2 separate regions of the Homo sapiens genome follow, and region 2 is linked to region 1. Evidence: read pairs that join two places in POLR2A ChIA-PET (ENCODE). Cell type or tissue: Panc1. All regions are shown on one strand.

Region 1 (5,000 bases):
TTCTGAGGTCCTCAAAAAAAGACAGAAAGCAAGCAAGCAACCAGCCATGGAAAGTAGATAAGGTTGTTAGGCTTAAGATTATCACATTTTTAAAGCAGAGGAAACCTTAAAAGAGAGAGGTGAAAAGGCTTGAGTCATAGACATGGGGTTCTGCCTGAATGTGCTCTTTCTGCTGCCCCATGCTGCTTTATACTTTGAAGATCCTGAATACATTCTTTGCTGAATGCTAAAGCTGTGTTAGCTTGGGGAGGGCCCTGTGGATCTTTGTATGTGCGGTTGCTTCTTTAATCTTTGGGCTGGTGATAGCTTGGCAGAGAGGCCTTGCTTTCCCTTGCCTTGGTAGGAGTTTGTCCTCTGTGGGGCCATACCTTTGGCCTGCCTTTTCCTCTTCCAAAGTCCTGCTGAGACTTTGGAAGCCTAAGACGTGTGAACGCTTTGGATGATTCTGAGAGTTCAAGCCAACCTGCCCTGTGGCCTTCTCGTGACTTTGTTAGGACTGAGGCATCTTCTGCCTGCCTGGATAGGACTGAATACAAAAGTAGATTTTTTTTTTCATCTTTTTTTTCAGTTAGGGAAACCCAGTTGCTTGGGTGGATCCAGACAAAATGGATTTTCATCCTTGGATTTTGTGCCCACGCCTCTGGGTCACCTTGTGTCCCTTGGCAACAGCTGCTGCTGTTTTGGTCGTGGGCAGAAAACTAAAGGCCACGTCTTGGGGAGGTGGCTGGTTTGGCCCTGTGCTGGTGATATCAATGTGTCTGCTAAGCCCCATAGATTGCAGTGTTGCTTGTCAAATTGTCTGCTTTCACCACAACTGCCTTTTAGTTTGGAAAGTAGAGAAAGGAAAATGTTTAACTTAGTCATTCCCCCTGTGTGTGGGGGGTTGGTCACTGGGTGCTTAAAAACACTCTGCAAGATCTGGACTCCGGGGTTTAAGGAGCCCTCAGTCTAAGGAGATTAAGCCAAGTGTGTTTTGGCTAATATATAATCATGAGCAGCAACAGCAACATTTGGCAATTAGAGCTGTATACTAGGGACTTCCAGACCACAGGCTTGCTTCTCTGTGACACCAGCTCTGACTTGTTTCAATTATCAGGGGAGCTGGCGTGATACACACTTATCGACATAAAGAAGGTGAAAGAGATTGGTGCCAAGGAAGTGGTAAGAGCTTCATTTAGATACACCAACAAAGGGGCTGTCAGGATACTCTGAGGTCTGGCAGGATTGGCAGAATTTACACAAGTTTTATAACAGCCTCTCATGCCTCACCTGCTTGAGTACCTGAGTAAAGCTGCAGGTATCTTCCTTGCCAGTTTATAAGAATGGAATCAAAGCATTTGCCGCTGAATGAGAGTTGGTGTGTGAGCGTTATATGAGGAATAAGGAGCTCGGCACACTTAAAACTTAGTTTTCTGGTAGACACTGGTAGCTTGTACTTCCACCAGGGAATCCATGCCTTGGCCTCGTTGTTGGGAGCTAGACCAAGCTTAAAGCATTGCTTGTTTGGAAGGGAATTTGGGCTTTCTTGTGTCAGAGCACCCAGTCCAGTGGAAAATTGGAGAATTGAAGCAAACACTAGGTCTGACACACAGCATCTACTCCCTCCCTGTGAATCTGATGTTTTTTTTTTGGAGACAGAGTCTTGCCTTGTTGCCCAGGCTGGAGCGCAGTGGCATGATCTTAGCTCACTGCAACCTCTGCCTCCCGGTTCAAGCGATTCTTGTGCCTCAGCCTCCCGAGTAGCTGGGATTACAGGCGCCCGCCACCACGCCCAGCTAATTTTTGTATTTTTAGTAGAGACGGGGTTTCACCATGTTGGTCAGGCTGGTGTTGAACTCCTGACCTTGTGATCTGCCCGCCTTGGCCTGCCAAAGTGCTGGGATTACAGGCGTGAGCCACCGCGCCTCACCGAATCTGATCTTTTACTGTAGCCTCCTCTTATTATCTCCTTGACTTTTGCCAGGGTACTCTCACTTTGAGAAAGGAAAAAGATCCTAGTCTTTAACATGCCTTTTCCAGATTTCTGGGGATAGACCTATTACTAAGGCTGTAGAGGCCTCCCTTTTCTCTTGGCTGCACTTCAGAGCACCATGCCCGTGTGGCCCATTGGAAGCAAGCCCCCTTCCAGCTGCTAGGGAGGTGGTCCATTATCTCTTTGCTCTTGTTAAGTTTGATTAGGGGAGTTCCACGTAGGGCCTGAGAAGAGGAGGTGCCTGCAGGACAATAGGTAGCTGATGAGGGATCTGACTCAGCTGCAGCTGAACCTAGGCGCCACTTGACGTTCCCTGGGAACATTTAGAACCTTGGAACATGCTGCTTGCACCTGGGAGTGGAATGTTTGCAGACAGCCCCTCTGTTGTTACAGGGCTGGATTTTGTTGATTTATTGATATTTATTGGACCCTCCCATGTCTGAGTCAATTTTTTAGGTACCAGAGGAGGATGCAGAGACACGTTTGAGAAGCTCCCAGCCTGTGAGAAGCTTACACATCAGTAAGGGAAACATGAATAGGGCATTATTTGAGTATCTAACTGCTATCTCTTTCTCATTCCCAGCTACCAGTAGAAATATGAGATCTAGTATGGATGATTTTTGATGGGGGCGGGCGTTGATGTGCCTTTTAAATATTGTAGAATTCACTATGTTAGGAAATAAAATAATGACAGGCATCTGTTTTTTTCTGAAAAAAACACAAAATTCAGGTCCTGTACCTGCCATTTTACCACCTGCAAGGATTTGGGAATCCATTTAAGTTTCACAGCTTTTATATCTGCACCTGTCAAGTCAGGATGAGATAAGTTCTGTGGAAGTGTTTTGTGAACCAGAGAATTTGACAGGTATGTTACGTTTATACTTCATTCTGCATCATTCATTCATTATTGAATTATTCAGTCCTTCGTTGAGAACATACTACAATGACCACAGCAGGGTCCCTGTACTCAAAGAGCTCCCTGTCTAGAGCGGGAGACAGACTTGCCCAAAGGTATGAGGCATGAGCTGCAGCTGAGGAATGTGCTAAGTGCCCAGCAATGTGGAAACACAGTTAATTCTGTGGGAGGAGGTGTAGAGAGGAGGAGAACCCATGAGAGGTGGAAAACTAAGAAGGGGACAAGGGTTATCCAAAGGAAGCTTTTTGGACTGCAGTATGATGTTGGGAACTTTTTGGTACATGGGGATAGTTCCCTATAAGAATGAGGACGTCTTTATCCTCTTTTACTAAACTGAGTGCTGCTATAAATATGTTACCTTGTAACTGGCACTGAACAGCTAGTGACTTGGGTGCTATATTTTACTCCACTGTAAAGCATTTTCTCTTTGAAGTAAAAAGTAAGTTAGTACTGCAAACTGAAATTCAGGTTTCCTTGGTGGGAACAGGGACTTTAGATGTATCAGCTCAGAATATGACAGGGAGTGTTAATAAAAAGTGGACAACTTGGCTGGGCACGGTGGCTCACACCTGTAATCCCAAGCACTTTGGGAGGCCGAGGCAGGCGGATCACGAGGTCAGGAGATCACAACCATTCTGGCTAACACGGTGAAACCCTGTCTCTACTAAAAATACAAAAAAATTAGCCGAGCTTGGTGGCAGGCGCCTGTAGTCCCAGCTACTCGGGAGGCTGAGGCAAGAGAATGGCGTGAACCCAGGAGGCGGAGCTTGCAGTGAGCCGAGATCGCGCCACTGCACTCCAGCCTGGGCGACAGAGCGAGACTCTGTCTCAAAATAAATAAATAAATAAATGAAAAGTGGACAACTTGCAGATGGTTGTTTTGAAATTCAAAGCTTCGGTGTGACCTAGCTTCTCATTTCTCTAGTTAACACTTGCTGAGAATAAATCCTAGACGCCTGAGTTTCTGAATGAACATAGGTGCTTTTAGTGGTATATTTTTTAAAAAGTCTTTGCAAGGGTGAAGTTTTAAATGACAATTTTAATAACAGAAAAATATGAATACAGTCGCATTTAATTCTGATGAGAAATGCAAGAAGTTGATGAAATTGAAAGAATTTGTTTCAAGCTTATCACATCAGGAATCCAACTAAATGAGTTAAAAAATAAATATTGGTTTAATAATGTAAACATGTGATTGCTGTATTATTATAATGGAATAAAATTAACACGATTTAATGAACTGAGCGACCATTAATTTTTACTTGTTAATTTATTAGGAGATTTTAATGCCATTTGATGCACAGTACAGCCATTATTCTGCGTGAGCTCCTTAATGAAATAAATAAGACCAAGCAGGGCTTGCTTCAAATTGGAATCAGCTTTCATTCCTGTTAACCTTATTCTCCCACCTTTATTCACCTCTCCTTCAGCTTCCTGTAATTGCAATTAAGTTCTCTAAGATTGGAATGCAGTTTTCTTAATCAGCAAGTCTCATCAATAGTCCTAATTGACTTTTGCCCTTTTCTCCTTTGCCATATTGACTGATTAAAACAAAAGCAAAACTTAAAGACTCCATTCCCTCCCCCAAATCCCCATCTCATAGTGTTGGTTGGCTGGCAAGAGAACTGCCCAAGAAGGCTGCTCATGATGGCAGCCTGCTGAATGTGCAGGGGGTGGAAGTTCACCAGCCATGTGCAGACGTGAATGGCTGGTGCAGTGTTGGATGGGACTAACTCCTCCCTAAGGAGGGGTATGACCTTCTGTTGGCCTCTGACAAGTCCCTGAGCCATGGAGCCTTCAGTCTTCCCATCTTCAAGCACAATGGTTCCTGGAAACAGTGGGAAGTTGCCATCCTAAGCCCACCCTACAGAAGTTTGGTTTCTAATTTTACTGTGTTCTAAGCTTTAGAACCGAGACAATTCCAAGAGAACTTGTCCAGTTCATTTTTATGCCTTCCTTTAATGCCGTACCAGGTGCTAATTTCTGTGCCAGATAATGCGGACAAAATAGTGAATAAGGCAGATACTGTCCCTGGTGCCTTCTGTAGCTTCTAGTCCACTGGCTGTGAAACACAGGTTCTTTGGAGTTGTAAGAATGCTGTATGTGTTCACT
Region 2 (5,000 bases), 66 kb after region 1:
CAGATGTGCTGGTGCTTACCGAGTGCCACAGGGAGAAAGTGGTGGTTTCTCCCTTCCCTTAAGAAACCTGGTTATTTCCAAGGCTCAACCCCTGCAACGCCCCACCAAGCCAGTCACCCACCACTGCACATTGAGAATCTGCTGCTCTGTGAATGAAATTGGCCTGGGGTTAATGAGTGGTGAATGTGTGTCAGTGTTTGGTATTTGCAGCAGGAGCTCTTCTGCGATTCCCTAAGCTCAGATGAACGGGGCCTTTAAGATGCCATCCAGCCATCGGAGAGATGCAGGAAAGGCCTTTTGAAATGCTGTTTCCCCTGACCTATTTGAGGTGAGGCCCTGTGATGTCATTTCCCCAGTGGTGTGTGTGAGAGAGCAAGCAGCACTAAGAAAAGCCACTGCTGAGAGTTCACAGTCCTTGCTTCAGTGTTGTCTTACGCTCGGGGTGCCTTAAAGGGCTTACAGCGACCCTACCTCCAGCTTCTCCAGCTCCCTTTCCTTGGCAAACACTTGACCCATCCCAGCCCCTTGGGCTTTCTTTCCTCCTCCTCTGCTACCACATACTGTGGGTGTTGGGAAATTACTAAAGGCGCGACTCTGGCTCTCAAAGACTCTGAAGTCCAGGATCGAGAAGAACTGTGTTTACACGGAGTTGTCAAGGATCATTCTGCCAATGATAACCTATTATCGTGCAACTCTGTGCCAGGTCCTGCTCTGGGAGCTTTATGTGTGCTGTTGCCCCTCACACTCACGGCAGAGGTGAGACAGAATGCTGAGAGATTTCTGCAGACAAGGAATCTGAGGTTTAAAGAGGCAATGTTTGATGAGCCACTGAGGGGTGGGGCTGGGATTGGAACCGAAGCTGGCTGCCCTTCAGCCCCCAGGGTCCTGCTGGGGAGATGTACCCAGGGGGTCCTGTGCTGGGAGAGTGGAAGCAGGGGTGTCACTGGGGGCTTTGTCCTGGGAGCTGGGCAGGTGCTAGGGACAGAGCTGGCCTGGTTTTGGAGCCACAGGAGAGAAGATGGCCGGGAAGAGCTGTGTTTGGAAGGTTCCTTTCTGTGCCAGGGGTCAGCAATCTGGGTTCTAGCACTGAGAGGGGCAAAACGTGGGTTTGTAGGGGAGAGAGGGTGACCCCCAGTGAGGGTAAGAAAGATAAGCTCCAGTGAGCTCTTCTCACCCTGGGTCCCAGCCTGTACCAAAAATCCAGGGGCAGCCCCCGGGCCCAGCCTGCCCCCTTCACAGTCCCCTGACTGCTTGAGGCTGTGGGCCAGTGGCTTTGCCCCTTGGAAGCTTGGTTTCCTCATCTGGGACAGAAAGGGGTCAAAACACCCTTTTTCATTGTTAAGATTAGATAATTTGAGAGCCAAAACTTCTTGCAGGGTGCCTGGTACCAAGTAGGCCCTCTCTAAATAAATAAATGATAGTTTTCATTTTCCCTTCCACTTAATTGTTTTTTTTTAAAAAAAACTTTTCTTCCCTGTAATAACAAATTTCAGAAGACAAGTTAATACATTGCTGTGTATACTCTCAGGCCAAGAATTTCCTCAGTGTTTACATACCAGAGCAGTACTTTGAACTTTGATTTTCTCCTCTGCCTCTGTGCTGGTTCAGACACCCTCTCTAAGATGCCAGAAGCATTGCCCTGCCTTGGCCTGTTGGTGGTGGGGTATGTGTGTGTGTTTTCATCGTATTATAAAAACGTGAAACATTTGAATTACGGGCAAGTGGTATTCTACCAGATTTAATAAACGTTAATATTTTCCATATTCACATCAGGTATTTGTAACATCTCTTTCTTTACTAAAAATAAAAACCTTCTGCTGAAGACCTCCTGTTACTCCAACCCCTTCCCCCTTCTTCTCGCTCCCGTTTCACAGGTGTTTACTCTCTTTTAAATTGGTGTGTGTCCTTCCCAGCTAGAATTTTGTAGTGTATTATTTGTAAAGCCAAATAACCCCACTGCAATGTGTTTGAACCACCAAAGCAAATGATCACCTTTTGGGAAAAGAAGGCTGAATATCCAAGGCCAGATCAGTGATTCAAGATCACAGAACAAACCTAACTGCTCTCAAATTGAAATCTCAAAATTATAAATTCATTGCCTTTGACTTAAAACTTGGAACTTTCAACCCTGCATAATTGCAGATACATTAAAGATTGTGCCATCTTGAGCTCCCAGGGTCATCTGAACCTTTCATGTGAGGAAACACATCCCAGAGTCAGTCATTCTTTTTTTTTTTTTTTTCTTTTCGAGTTGGAGTCTTGCTCTGTCACCCAGGCTGGAGTGCAGTGGTGCAATCTCGGCTCACTGCAACCTCCGCCTTCCGGATTCAAGCAATTCTGCTTCAGCCTCCTGAGTAGCTGGTATTACAGGCGTGCACCACCACACCTGGCTAATTTTTGTATTTTTTAGTAGAGACAGGGTTTCGCCATGTTGGCCAGGCTGGTCTCGAACTCCTGACCTCAGGTGATCTGCCCACCTCAGCCTCCCAAAGTACTGGGATTATAGGCATGAGCCACTGCACCCGGCCCAGAGTCAGTTATTCTTAGAGCAGGTGTTTTGGCTTTTGTCTTTAATGCTTCCCTCCCCACTTTAACATAACTGTAATATATAATTATTGTGGAAAATTTAGAACACATGGAGAAGTAAAGAGTGAAATTGCTGACTGCCCTATTACCCCAACCTCCACCCTATAGAGATATTTTCTCCCCATCCCCCCAAGGGCAGAGGATGGAGATCCCTGGGCTTCTCCAGGTGGGGAGTGGTACCATGGTCTCTTCAGGTTTCGTAGCAGACAGGCCCCATTGACCATAGGATATGTGTCCCCAAGGTGGTTAGAGGCCATCACCTGCCTGAGGTCAGCTCAATGGGCAGGGCTGGGCATCTCCTGGTGGTCTACCCACCATGCCAGTTCATCAGGCTGGGGTCTGACCTCTTTCTGGTGTCTGGTGCTGATCTAGGCAAGGTGACAAGTGCTCAACAGAGGAGTCCTGGTTCCTTCAAGGAAGCTGGGAAGTGTAAGACGGAGCAGGCTGCGTTTGTGGTTTTTGCCAAGGCTTGACTTTTGACCACTTTTCTGAAAAAGGACAAGGGTGTTTTTTTGTTTTGTCATTTTTTTTCCCAGTAGATGTTCCTATTTGGTTCACAGATATAAACACTTGAACCAGGTGATATCAGCACTGCAAGTTGATTTAGTACCACAGCCATTTTCTGTGTACCAATATGAAGCTGTTCCTTCATAAGTTCTTCCTTTTCGCTTTTTTAAACTGAAATTATTTTCATTAGGATCACTACCTTCCCATGTGCATTTTACCACAAAATTTGGTTCTGATTCTGTTGGCTTGCTTGCTGTTAGTACTCATGTTAGCTTCTGCCATTCTTTCCACCATTGTCCTGGGTAAAATTTTGCATATCTGAGTTGTTGGATTCTTTCATCAGTTTTTGGTTAGTGACTTTCATGGTCTGCAGTTTTAGTTGCTTTCAGTTTTATTTTGTGTTGAAGTTTTTTCTATGAGGTTTGATTTTTTCAGGGTCAGTTTTTAAATGTAGCAAGGAGTGTGCTTTTTCAGTTTGCTTATTATTTTCAACAAATGTTTTTGGTGGGTAATTTTACCTTTGTTGATCACCAGCTTTGTTTGGGGTGCATCATTTCTCTCAAGCCGAATTTTCTCTGGTAATCTGGCCAGAAGGCCCATAGGGTCAGAATGGCAGGTCAAAATGTCTTGGTGCTTTCTTGAAGAGTTTGAAACAAGCTTGCAAAGTACTGTCCTCCCTTTGGATTTCTTCTGTCTGGGTGTTGCCAGGGCTCTTCTGTTAGCGACAGAGAAAATAGGAGGTACTAGAATTCGGACTTCTAGGAAGGGCTGTATTGTCCTTATCATCAGAATCCCTCCCTCCCGTCCCTGTGACCTCCCAACTTCACAAACATGTCTTGCCTGCACCCTAGGCAAACGTGGAAAGGCGCAGCTCTGGTACACCGGAAAGCATGGTGGATGGGGAGGTAGGAGCCCCGTGCCGGGACATGTCTTTTCTCTTTCTTGAACTCGTCTCCCCACCCGTCCACAGGGTTGCTGGCCAGAGATCTGTCAGAGTTTCTCCGGGCTTCTCTTTCTCTGGGTGGGGATGTGGACTCTTAGGATGTCAGGAAGCAACTGTAGGAAACCCCCTGTGTGGGTGAAGCAGAGGCGTCGCTCAGGGCCCTCTGCCTGGTTCTGGGCTCTGGGACCCTGCTCCCCTCCCCTGAACCCCCCCTCCCCCGGCCCCAGGATGGAGCTTGCTTGCCATCGCAGTGGATTTGCGGAAGAGGGTTCCAGAGTGTGGGGAGAGCGTGCTGGGGAGGGGAGCTATTTGTTCCTTTCCAGTCATCGCTGTACTGAGCGGTTCCCTGGGACAGTTGAACCCAGGGGAACTGAATTCATCTGTGTAAGTAAACATCCATCTCCCCTTAAAGGAAAAGCCCCTGCTCAGCCTCTCTGGGCAGCTGGAATGCTGCTCTGTGGGTCTGGGCATTTGTTCCTTCTTTCTTTCTTCCTTTGATTTCTTGCTGTCTCCTTCAATTAGGCCTGTGACTGTTTTCACATGGCTATTTGTATATACAAGCCATGCCAGGCATCATAATTTGTGTTTGTCTAGATCAATAAGAGCAGCTTTAACCAAAAAGTCCAGCTGAGAATTTATAAATACCCCTCACCTCCTCCCCTCCCTGGAAGATGTGAAAACACCATCCCATTAACCCTCCAAAGCAGTTGGTTGACTTGATCAGGGAAGATATGAAATATAATTTCTTTGAATGTGCTTTCTCTTTACTCTTTTAGTGGAATTTGATCAGTGTTTAAGGAACTGTAGCCGATTCCCAGCCCACTTCAAAGCAAAAGCCCTTCACTGTGCCTATTTGCAAAATTACCTTTGAGAGACTGAAGTGTCGGAAATGCATTTAGACACAGATTGTGCCTTATATTAGCTCTCCGTTGCCCCATAAAATGGGCTTGGGCATATCTGAGGC

What was found. Peaks named below come from ENCODE experiments on the same cell type or tissue, not always from the same donor. Only the 100,000 strongest peaks of a DNase experiment are listed, where the experiment ranks them.
Region 2: POLR2A ChIA-PET joins it to region 1 with 18 read pairs; 23 of 35 experiments call an interaction of 5 or more read pairs at or near these places.

What each region holds. Positions count from the first base shown.
Region 1 is chr15:67,068,094-67,073,093 of GRCh38, forward strand. All of the region lies in intron 1 of SMAD3 (SMAD family member 3), which reads left to right. Among named protein-coding and RNA genes, the nearest start is that of SMAD3, 5.0 kb to the left of the region's middle. In Panc1, no CTCF peak of the experiment used is centred here; no DNase peak of the experiment used is centred here; H3K4me3 peaks cover 4,727 bases; H3K27ac peaks cover 4,917 bases.
Region 2 is chr15:67,134,103-67,139,102 of GRCh38, forward strand. The region is part of intron 1 of SMAD3 (SMAD family member 3); the gene reads left to right. Among named protein-coding and RNA genes, the nearest start is that of SMAD3-AS1, 10 kb to the right of the region's middle. RefSeq lists an enhancer at 1,479-1,623 and a cis regulatory region at 1,546-1,557. In Panc1, no CTCF peak of the experiment used is centred here; no DNase peak of the experiment used is centred here; H3K4me3 peaks cover 1,911 bases; H3K27ac peaks cover 5,000 bases.